Regions from separate parts of the Mus musculus genome. Here regions 2 and 3 are each linked to region 1. Evidence: chromatin loops called from intact Hi-C (ENCODE). Cell type or tissue: left cerebral cortex. All regions are shown on one strand.

Region 1 (4,000 bases):
TTTTAGATTATATAGCTGGGGCGTATGAAGAAGGAGATGAAGAGACTGGCCTCTGAGCAATGATGCTGACAACAGAGATGGAGGGTTGTAGGATCTGGATCCTGCCTGGCAGATTAAGCACACACTGTAGGACAAATTGTGGTTGACTGAAGACAAGAGCTCCTCAGGTTGCGCAGAATTTTCAGACATTTGTTACTCAGAAAGCTGGGCAGTTCACAGTTTTAGTCTTGGGCCCAGGCCTTAATCTGTGTCTATGTCATGACAGTGGGGACGGTGGAGGGAAGTGGGTAAATCTATAAATCTTAAAACACTAGAAAGGGTTGGGGTGTTCTTTCCAACAGAGCTGTGTGGTACACCCACGCCCCCAACTTCTGTATGTAAGCCATTCCTTCTAAATGAGGTCTACCCAAGTACCCTAAAAAAACAAACCAAAAAAACCCGAAACCCATTATCAGTCCTCGCAAGCCTAACCATTATCAGTCCCCGCAAGCCTCCATATCCTGCTCTACGTTCTTTCCCATAGTGCTTATCTTCTTGCTTCAAAGCATTCTTGACTGCCTGGAATGCCTGCTGTTTACTGTCACCTCCTCGCTAGAATGCAAGCCCACCATGTTAGGAACCATTGGTTATTTTGTGCATGGACAGATAGTAGGTGCTCAGCAGATATTTGAAAACTCACTAATAATGGCTCTGATTAGCATTCACAGAGCAGATCCCGGACCCTGACACACCAAGCAACGTCAAATAGTTACCGTCCCTTGATGAAGTAAGACAATTCTTGTTTGCCATTTCAGAAAGAAGGAAACAGGACCACAGACAGGTTAGGAGGAACCAAGGTTGCCTATAAAACTAGTAAAAAAGTGGTACCATGGTCCAGACACGAAAATACTTCTCAACTCAGAAATATGGATCCCAGAAAGCAAGAATGAGCAAGCTACTGGGGACTGGCTGGCACTTGGAAGCCAGATGGTTTTGGATCGGCAGGTCTAAATCCTTAGCTAACTGTGTCAGAGGAAGCCATTTTAAGGAGTACATTCTCCATGAAAAACCTGGCAAGACACAGAAAAACATAGAGGCGAGGAAAGGGCTTTTATAGAGTAATACAAGTGAGAATTATACTCAAGTTTTTCATTTCTCAGTAATTAGATTCCGTTTAAATTCACATCTTTAAAAAAGGTGAATGCAGGCTGAATTTCCCTTATCCCATATTTTGGGTAAAATGTACCTAAAATAAAATCTACCTAATGTTAGCAAATTACTAACATCTCTTCATGTAAGTAATTAATTTGGTTTCTGTTTTGCCCTGCAGATGGGACAATTTATTATTACTGCTAATAAATCTCTAGGAATTAATTGTTGAGATGGGATTAACAACCCCAAAATGGTTGGAAGAAAATCTTAATTTGGATCATGTTTTCCTAACTCTGTCAGCAGCTTCTGATTATAAAAATAGTCTCAACCCCCTTAGGCGGGACTTACTCTTCCGGTGTCTGCGGAGGGCAGGGTGACCTTTCACTCGCTTTTGATGACCGCCCTCTTGTGGTGGATCGTGAGGATGCACGCCTAGCTCCAAGGTTCTTTGTGAGAGAGCCCAGCCCCGCGTGGTCTAGAATATTCTGGGATCTCCCTGGTGAAGATTTCCTTGCTCCCCTCTTCTTCTCGGGGAGTCTGTAATGTTCTGTAAACACAAGGACAAATATATTGCTGTTGTTTCTATATTGTATTTTTGACTGTTTATTTTTGTGGCAACTGCTGTTACTGTGGCCAATTTTAGTCGTAATTATTTTCCTCTTCCTGCTTTACAGAGGGTTGTAAGAAAATGTGAATAGAAGAAAATCAAGAAGGCTAAAGGGATTTCTTCTCATCCACGCTTTTAACTTCACTCCACCAAATGGCTGCGATAGTTTTTGTTTGTTTTGTTTGTTTGTTTGTTTGTTTTTCTTTCCTTAAAAATACAAGGTAAAACCAAACAGAAACCTGGAGGTGGAGAGTGGTAGCACAGGCTGGTGTCTAATCTCAGCACTTGGAGGATCTCAAGTTCGGGCCTAACCAGGGCTACATAATAAACAAATGGACAAAATGCCAAAGGATGATAGATACATAGTTACGCCTGAGAAATAACAGGCTTGAGATTGTAAATTCTCTCACTTAGCAGTTGCTTTAAGTTTTAAGGTTCTAAACCTTAGGAGAGGTCGAACATCAGATATCCTGTATGTCAGCTATTTACATTATGATTCACAACAGTAGCATAGTTACAGTTATGGAGTAGCAACAAAAATAATTTTATGTTTGGGAATCACCACACCATGAGGAACTGTGTTAAAGGGTCACAGAATCAGGAAGGTTGAGAAGCGCTGCCTTGATGTTAAAGAGAAAGTATAAAGCTGACAGAGGAACGGCATTTGTATCAACTCTTCTACAGGGTCTCTCATGCACAGACACTGTGTATAATGTCTCTTGGAAATGTAAACCTATGGTCCTAGCTACAGCTGAGCTTATTTAATGGGTGTCACTTAAATTTTACTTAAGCAAGGGACAATGTCTCTATATACACACACACATATATATATAATATATATGCATGTATATACATATATAATATAAACACATACAATATATACATATATAATATATACTATATAATGTTTTTATTATTGAAAAGTTCATACATGTATATAACATTCAATCAATAACATCCACCTCCCTTCCTCCACCTGGACCCCCCAGACCCACTCCTACCTAATTTCGTATCCCCTCTTTTCTAGCCCACTGATTACTATTTGTGCTGCCCATATGTGAGCGGGTGTGAGACCATCCACTGAAGCACTGTTGTCGTACTATAGATCACACTTGTCTTTGTTAGGGTTTCTGTTGCTGCGATGTTGTTGCCATGGCCAAAAAGCAAGCTGGGGAAGAAAGGGTTTCCTTAGCTTGTACATCTACATTGCTGGTCACCACTGGAGGATGTCAGTGCAGGAACTCAAGCAGGATAGGAACCTGGAGGCAGGAGCTGATGCAGAAACCATAGAGGGGTGCTGCTTATTACTGGCTTGCTTCCCAGGGCTTGTTCAGCCTGCTTTCTTACAGAACTCAGGACCACCAATCTAGGGATGGCAACACCCATAATGGGCTGGGCCCTCTCCCATTGATCACTAGTCGAGAAAATGCTTTACAGTTTGATCTCATGGAGGCATTTCCTCAAGGGAGACTCCTTCCTCTCTAAAGACTCTAGATTGTGTCAAGTGACCTAAAAACCACCCAGTACAACACCTCTAAAAATAATTCTCTCCTTTCTAAGCAGCTATCAACTGTCAAACAGTCTTCAGCTACGTGTGAGGTCTTGGAAGCCCCTTCATTCTTCATGATAGGGTACTGAATGGCTCAATCTTAGCATCCACAGATGCTGTGATTTCATGAGCGCAGGGGGCATCCTGGCACCTCCAGAAGATACTGTTTCACCTTGCCCCAGTCCCCAGGCTGGCACTTCACTGTTTCTCTTCCCTCTTCTGCCATGCTACCTACAGCCTTATGGCAAGGGATGTGTACAGCTGACCATTTATGGCTGTGCACGGAAAGTCTATCTTGGGTATACTTTATGACATACTGAAAGAGTCTTGGATCTCTAGGATCTGAACAGAACTGGAGTCTGAACTCTCATACTTAGCTGTTGTGATCATTCGAATAAAAATGGCCCCCATAGGCTCATAGATCTGAATGGTGGTCACTAGAATTAGGAGGTGTGGCCTTATCGTAGGAAGTACTACATCAAAAGACCATGCCAAGCCCAGAGTCTCTCTCTCTCTCTTGGCCAGCAGATCAGGCTATAGCTCTCAGTTACCTCCCCAGCACCTTTCTGCCTGTGTGGGGCCATGCTTCCCACCATGATAATGGACTAAACCTCTGAAACTGTAAGCCAGCCCTCCACTAAATGCTTTCTTTTTTAAGAGCTGCCTTGGTCCCCGTGTCTCTTCATGGCAGTAGAACATGACTAAGACAGTGG
Region 2 (4,000 bases), 100 kb before region 1:
GAGGGGGTGGCGGGTGGCCTGGGAACCCCACAGACACCCTACCCTCTGACCCGCCCCCTCCCCCTCCAGCACAAGGGAAGCAAGACAGAAAGCAGCTCAACTCGGCCACGGGCGTGAAGCCCTCATCAGGGTTTCAATTGCCCATCCATCCACCCCCCAAAAGAAACACACGTAAACACTATACCCACCCCGGGGGCGGCCACTCCCGCCCCGGGGCTCCTAGAAGCGGAGGCCGGGGATTTACTTAGTTAGATTTTTCTTGCTTACTCATTTCCCTCAAGCACCCAACCCCCCGTTCCCACTCCAAAACCCCGCTCCGTCGCCTACCCTCCGGCTCGGGCCCCCCGGGGATCCCGGGTCCCCGCGGCGGTGGCTCGGGCCCCCGCGCGGTCCAGGTCACTAACCTGCTGCTGTAAGGGCATTTCCGAAAGCAGCCTGGCTCCGGGGGAGGTGGGGGGCCGGCTGGAGAGGGGGCCCGAGGCCGAGTGGAGCGGCGGCGCCGGGCGAGGGCGGGCGCCGTGGGGGGGTGGGGACGGGAGAGGGAGGGTGGCGGTGCCGGGTGCGAGGGCGCCGGGACCGTCCCAGGCCTGGGAGCCGGCGAGCAGGAGGAAGTGGGTGCCCCCTCTCCCCCTCCAGCGCCCCCTCCCGCCGCCGCCTCCTCCCCAGTCACAGGCGCGTCCTCCGCGCACGTGTGCGAAACGTCACCGGCGGGTCCCGGAGAGAAGGGACAGATCCTGGCGGCGGGACGGGAACCCGGCTGCCCCCGCCCTCCGTCGCCGGGGGGGCGGGGAGGGGGACAGGGCGGGGAAGGAAGGGGCAAGGGGAGAGGCGGGTCAAGGGCAGGCCCGGGGCCCGGAGAGCAAGGCCCCAGCGCTCCGGCCACGCGGGCGCCGCCGCTGCCACCGCGGAGATGCGCCCAGGCCGGAGCACCCGCCCGCCGGCCCCTTGTCGCAGACAGCGCGAGCCCTGGCCCACCGGGGCTCTCAGCTCCACCTCCCCCACCGCGATACCCGTCCACCTCCCAGATCCCCTTTGTTGCCTGGAGCTAGGTCCCCAAAGGTGCCAGGCACTGGCGCCCCTGCGCTCGGAGCACGCCTGCGGGACCCCCAGTCGCCCAGGGGCAGCAGAGACAGGAGAGGAGGCTTGCACGCCTCGGGTCCCCCAGTTTACATCCTCTGGGGTCCCCCACTCTCCAGTGCACTACTCCCTCCCCCACCCCCTTCTCCATCCGGGGCGTGACCCCTTCCTACGCCCGAGAAAGAGGAAGCTTCGAGTTGCAAGGGAGGGGAGAGTGGGGGTAGGGAAAAGTGCAGGAAAAGAAGTGGAGGGGGGGGGGGCGCGAAAAGTTTTGGAGTGTTGGATGTGGTTCTCAAAGAGGGACTCCCCACTGCCCCGCGTGCCTGCCCAGGCCCCCACGTCCTCCCAACGTCCGCAGGAAAGCACCCCGAGTCTAACAATAAGCACACGCTGGAAGGGACAGCAACGAGGCCCACGATGCTCAGCCTCGCGCTCCCGCCGCCACCGCTCCCGGGAGCCCGCCTCCCACCTGGGCTAGGGACGCTGAGGAGGGTATTACCGGTGGGCCACCGCCGCCGCCGCGTCCTGGTGCTGGTGGCTGCTGCAGCAGCCCGACTCTGCTGGAGGGTCCTTGTGGCGTGGTGTAGAGGCTGCTGGCGGCCGGCTCCGTGCCGGGGACACTGGGGAGAAGGGGGCCGGCGGTCAGGGCGCCACTTTGGAGGGAGGTGGCACAGGACGTGGTGGAAGGGTTCGTAGTGAGGATCTGGATGTACGTGCCCGGGGCGGCGGCGGCGGCGAAGCCGGGGCTGGCTAGCAGTGCCCTTTTGTCCATGGAGGCTGCAGCGGCGGCGGCGACGACAGCCGCCCCCTCCCCACCCCCGGCGGTCACCAGGTACTGCTCCAGGGCGGGCTGGATCCCCTTTCTCATCTCTCGCTCCTGCTCTTTTTTAGTGTTACGATATATTAACGTATTGCTTTCAATTTCTTTTATTATTTGCAGCCGGAGTTTCCAAGTCTCTCCTTCTCGCCTCCCCTCCCGGCGCTTCCGAACCCTCTCTCTCTCTTTTCTTTTTATTTTTCCGCACCGCACAGGCCCCGGGGGCCAAAAATAATCGGGGGTCTGGAGAGAGGAGGGTCCCGGCCGCACGGATATCAGGCCCCGAGGAGGGATGGAGGCGTCGGGGGCAGCCGATGCAACGGATTGCGAGGCGGTGGCGGCAGCCCGGGTGCTGCGGCCGGCAGCTGAAAAATGGCTCCAGGAAGCTGCTGCTGACAATGAATGAAGGGATACGGTTTACGCGCCAAGGTCCTCCCGCGAAACTCAGATTTCCCGCCGGCTTTTCAAACCATATTTGCATATCTCCGCCCCTCAACCCGCCGAGGACTGTTCCCACAGTCCATTGGATCCCTGTCGCCTTACTTCGGTACCAATCCTGGAGCGAGGTCGCCACTGGCTGTTTTCCATTGGCTGCCATACACCATGGTTACCGGGGTGACCCGGGCTCTATTTGCATAGAGCAACCTGACTGGCTGGAAGCAGAGCAGGCTTCTTAGGAGGTGGGGCAAAGTCCTACTCTCCCACGGAAAGCCACGCCCATTCCAGGCCCCTCCCTCGCTCCTACCCGCGGGGCTGGCTCTGATGACCTGGGCAGGGACTCTGCCTCGCAGACTCAGTGTGGATCTAGTCTTGAGCGCAAGTTTCGGTTTTGGAAATTGTCAAGGTGACACCCTCAGGGACTTTGTTTCCTGTAACCAAGCAGTGTAGTAAATGAAGAACTGGTAGAAATTCCCCTAAATATGTGTCAAAGGCAAGTTGGACCCGGCCTGGCAGGTGGAAAACTGAGCCCTTTAAATCCTGGGTTTCTTCCTTCCTGAAATCCAACCAATGACGTGAGAGCGGATCCGGAGGCCAAGGCTGATAGACAGAAGCATGTGGGCAGACAGAACCGTGGGGGTAGAAGGTTCAGCTGACGCGACTGCAGGCACACTTTAGTTCATATTCCAGATCATTCCTGGCAGCTTCATGATTAGCCCGATTTCGATTTAAGTAAAAATTAACTCTTTGTTCAGTGAACTCTGACTACAAGTATAGGTTTGAGTCTAACAAGCACCCTCTCTGGCCCAGAAACACCCAGGGGAGTTAATCAGGGCTAACCTAGAACTGATCCGCGGGTTTTTAATCCGCCATGCAGTAATCCAAAGTAGTACAGGCTTTTATGGTGACGTGGGACTTCCAGTGAAAGCTGCCTGCACTCAGCTCTTTACAGCCTCATACGCCAGGAAATTCTTAAGCAAACAGCAAACACTACAACGCAAACCTAACCCGATATGTTTTAAAAGAGGAGAAAAATGTATGCATATATATGTATATATGGAAATCAGAAAATGTCAAGGAAAATGAAATCGTCGAACTGGTTTCTATATTAAAGTAAATACTCACGGATCTTTAAAATGAGCATTGTGGGGCTGGAGAAATGGATCAGTTACTTACATAAGTGAGGGGACCTATATTTGATCCCCAATACTCACATTTAAAAAGCTAGGCATGACCGCGTGTATCACTAATCCCAGAACTGGGAGAATGAGACCTGAAAACTCATTGGGGCTTGATGGTCAGCCAGTGAAGCCAGTTGGGAAATTCGAGACTCACTGAGCTATCCTATTCTGAAAACTCAGGTAGAGAGCTACTGAGGGAGACATCTGAGGTTGACCTCTCTGGCCTCCACAGGCACGTGCATATGCACAAGCGTGTGCACTCTCACGTACACACACACTTGTATACGCACAATGAGAAGTATTTACGACTGAGGAGGAAGGTGAGGGAAGATGTAGATGTCGAGACCAGATTTTCATTGAGTAGCTGAGAACTGTGGAAAACAGCTGTTGGGATACATCCTTCTCTACCTCAGGCACATTATAATTTTTTAAATGTAGAGTATTTGGTAGGGTGCTCAGTGGATGACAAGGCTTGCATTACACCTAG
Region 3 (4,000 bases), 450 kb after region 1:
GTGCATTTTCCTAGCAGATCTGGAAACACACGGAGGTGGGAGGGAGGATGCTGGTTCTTAACAGGCTTTCTTTCTCAATCCCTTTTTATTCAACCCAGCACAGAGGCCATGGATGGACCTTCCTTCCTCATCAAATATCTCAGCACACGGACTCATCATGGGTAAAGTACATTAAATGTTTCCAATGCTTTCCGCTGGTCCTGGTAGCACACACCTGAAACCGCAGCACTTAAGAGGCTGAGGCTAGAGGGTTACTATGAGTTCGGGGCCAGCCTGGGATATCTAAGGAGTTCTAGGATAGCCTGAGTCACAGCATGTATTAAAAGAAACACAAATAAAACCCCCACTCTTAGGACACAGTGTTCTCCAGACTTCCCTGCTCTGTCACACCCTGGACACCCTCACCAGGCCCATGGGAGCAGACGAGGGGTTGGCAAGAGTTCTAGAGTGGGACTTGCTGGGACCTTACTGGTAACCTATGGATATCTGGGAAGCCCTCTTGTCTAGCTGAATGAGGTTAAGCCCTGGGGGGGGGGGGGGTTTCCTGTGAAGAGATCTCCTCATAAAAGGGCTGATAGCTTAGACGTTTTAGATATTTAAGACTCCTCTTTCTTGTGCTTTCCTTTGTTATTGGGCGGCATCAGAGATGGCGGCTGTACTTCACTTCTGCTTCACCAGAACGCCACAGTTCTGTCTTGACCTGAGTTACAGCCCCCAGAATTCATGCTTTGAAGCCCCCAGCCCGGGCTACTTTTCTATTCCTCCCGAGAGACAGATGAGCTGTCCCTTTCTCAAGCGTCGATCTACAAAAGGACATGAGAAGATGGGTCAGTTCCACCATTAGACACTCTCATTGCCAAGGATGGGAAAATGTCTCTGGAAAGGACAGAGTGCTCTGTGACAAACAAGGCTTGGTTCCAGGCTTCAGGGTGGCAGGCAGAGCTGTGTCCTGGACCCAGGGTCCCCTCAGTCCCATCAAGTCACCCAGATTGGCTGTCAGCAATTGTCCCACCCACTCTAGACAGGTCTCAGTTTATTCTTTTGATGACAAAGCAAAAGAAAAACACTGTGCCTGTTAAAACTGGCTGCAAACATCAAATTAGAACTTCTCGAGTTATTATCTTCACGAACACTGTCTGTGGTTCTCACAGGAGTGAAACTTGGACGCTGTGCCCCAAGACCTCTGTCCTTCTCATGCCAAGCCCCTTCTGACAGGACACAGGTATTCACAAGAGTGACTTCCACATGTTGTAAGGCCAAGGCAGAGGAAGGGGATAGAGAGGAAGATGTACTTATAAACACTGTCTCATTTCATTTTCAAAAGAGCTCTTCAGGGCACGTCCCACTGTTGCCATTTTGTAAAAGGAATGGGGGTCAGAGATACGGGGTGGCTCTCCTAGGTCACTTAGCTGGGAAAAGGTGGGCTCGATATTGAAAGTCAAGTCTTCAGGGGAGAGAGGGAAAGTGCCGGGTGGACACTGATAGGCATGAAGTAGGTTGTAGTCCGATAGAAAGCACACATCCCATCTAAACAGTCTTTCTGCCGGGCGGTGGTGGCGCACGCCTTTAATCCCAGCACTTGGGAGGCAGAGGTAGGCAGATTTCTGAGATCGAGGCCAGCCTGGTCTACAAAGTGAGTTCCAGGACAGCCAGGGCTATACAGAGAAACCCTGTCTAAAAAAAAGTCTTTTATGGAATGCATCATACAGGACAAAAAGAATACTACCATTAAATCTTAATCTGTAAGCATTATTTTCTCCAAATATATTTCCCTGGTATTTCCTTTACCAAGCACAAGTCCTTTGTATTCTCTTAATTGTCTATAGTGTGTAACTATTATCTGGATATTGTATCATAAATACCTCCATAGCAGATATATATATCATTAAAGTATCAACTTTACATAAGTCTCCACAACTCATACTGAATTAACTGAATATCCAAGGCTATAGAGCATACAGTGTAAACATTTTATAGAAGAACTATGATTTGATATCAGTCCTGTTCTTAAGTGTGCAGTTCTGTGTTCTTGTCAAACTTTGGAAATTCCTAACAATGGGGTAGAAGTTATTTTCTGAAACCCCACAGTTTTGAGGAATTGAAAATTCTGTTGTAAATGTAAACACAAATGAATCATGTGGCTTTCTGATTGACTGGCTCACTAAGACTCTAATTCTCACTTGTCACACAGAAACACATCAACACAGAAAGCGAACCCTCACCAATCCGTCCTTCTGTCATCTGCTGCCCCCTACTGGAATGAAAGGATAAAGCAGACAGTGTGCTCCAGAATTCCCACCGAAACCTCAGGAGGGAAAGCAGCTGGCTCTGAGTGGCCCTAGTGATGTGATAAAAACATGCTAAGTTACAGAGAAATCAAGATACAGGCTTTCTGATTCGGAAAAGAAACAAACTAAAATGTGATAGTCAAGGCGATACGACACGTAAGAAGTCAAATGAAGCGCGGCTGAGAGAAAGCCGAGATTCGGTCCTTCATTAGAATGAAACGTCCTTTCGTCTCTTAGTTTTCATTTGACGTCCCTGTGAAGGTGATCATTCCACAAAAAGCGGTGTACAGATTCAATGCAATCCCAATAGGAATTCCGACAGCATTCTTCACAGAAATAAAAGAAAAAAAATCCTAAAATTAGTATGGAACAAAAAAAACTATTAAGACTCCTCTTGAAATTGGAGTCTGGAGGGAGAGGGTGCTTTCCTCGGTTTACCTTGCTTTCAGCAGGCACAAATGTGAATTAGAAAACCTCTCTGTGATTTACAATGGAGACAACCTGGGACTCATTTACCTTCCTTAGGCAAAGAAACAGTTAAACTGTCTCACAATGACATCTGACAGCCTTTGTGGCTTCCTATAAATTGTAAAGCCCTCACAGCAGGTGGAAAAGTCTCCCTCCCTTCTCTCCTCTTTCCCCTCTTCCACCTCCATTAAGCCTGGGTCACTGAGAAAGGATATTTGGAAATTACTTTGAGTTAATGTCCCTTTTCTTTCCACGTGGGCACCTGAGTTAAGACTATTATTTCCGATTTTAAGCTGAAATTCTGGGAATCGGGGAGGTCTTTCCTAGTGTTCTTGTCCAGTTATTGGTGTTGATTAGCCATAGCATATGTAAAAATCCATCAACATAATACTATATAAGCAAACTCAAAGGAAAAAAAACCCACATGGTTATCTGATTACATCTGAAAAAGCCTTTGACAAAATAGAACACCCCTTCATGATAAAAGTGTTGGAGAGGTAAAAAATTCAAGGCACATACCTAAACATATCAAAGCAATATACAGCATGCCAATAGTCAATATCAAAATAAATGGAGAGAAACTTAAAAACAATTCCACTGAAATCAGGGACAAGACAAGGCTGTCCACTGTCCATAGCTATTCTACCTAGTACTTGAGCAAGACCAATGAGACAACTAAAGGAGATCAAGGGGTTACATATTGGGAAGGAAGACTTGAAGGTACTGTTATTCACAGTTGATATGATTATATACATAAGTGACCCCCAACATTCTACCAGAGAACTCCTATAGCTGATAAACAACTTCAGCAAAGTAGCTAGAGACAAAATAACTCAAAGAAGTCAGTGGCCCTCCTTTATACAAATGATAAATGGACTGAGAAGGAAATTAGGGAAACAACACCCTTCACAATAGCCACAAATAATATAAAATACCTTGGTGTAATTCTAACTAAGCAAGTGAAAGATCTGTATCATAACTTATCTTTGAAGAAAGAAATTGAGGAAGATATCAGAAGATGGAATGACTTACCATGCTCATGGATCTGTAGGGTGAACACACTAAAAATGTCCATCCTATCAAAAGCAATCTACAGATTCATCACAATTCACATCATAATTTCAACACAATTCTTAACAGACTTTGAAAGAACAAGACTCAACGTCATAATGGAAAAACAAAAACCCAGGATTTCTCAAACAATCCTGTATAGTTTCACATCTGACAGAGAGCTGGCATCTAAA

Evidence for each region. Hi-C counts contacts between places; a loop is a spot of excess contacts. Peaks named below come from ENCODE experiments on the same cell type or tissue, not always from the same donor. Only the 100,000 strongest peaks of a DNase experiment are listed, where the experiment ranks them.
Region 2: a loop joins it to region 1, with 7 times the contacts of the local background. A loop is called at or near these places in 28 of 42 quality-filtered maps.
Region 3: a loop joins it to region 1, with 2.5 times the contacts of the local background. A loop is called at or near these places in 22 of 42 quality-filtered maps.

Annotation. Positions count from the first base shown.
Region 1 is chr13:30,083,655-30,087,654 of GRCm38, forward strand. No RefSeq gene overlaps it. Among named protein-coding and RNA genes, the nearest start is that of Mboat1, 51 kb to the right of the region's middle. In left cerebral cortex, CTCF peaks have their summits at 1,529 (motif pointing left) and 1,736; DNase peaks (open chromatin) are centred at 885 and 1,541; H3K4me3 peaks cover 711 bases; H3K27ac peaks cover 303 bases.
Region 2 is chr13:29,983,724-29,987,723 of GRCm38, forward strand. It overlaps E2f3 (E2F transcription factor 3), which reads right to left and starts at 2,340. Exons shown (of 7, transcript NM_010093.3): 1 at 1,577-2,340. The coding sequence starts at 1,945. In left cerebral cortex, CTCF peaks have their summits at 648 and 2,337; DNase peaks (open chromatin) are centred at 178, 717, 1,135, 1,843 and 2 more places; H3K4me3 peaks cover 3,278 bases; H3K27ac peaks cover 2,984 bases.
Region 3 is chr13:30,528,724-30,532,723 of GRCm38, forward strand. No RefSeq gene overlaps it. Among named protein-coding and RNA genes, the nearest start is that of Uqcrfs1, 15 kb to the right of the region's middle. In left cerebral cortex, a CTCF peak has its summit at 2,252 (motif pointing left); a DNase peak (open chromatin) is centred at 2,259.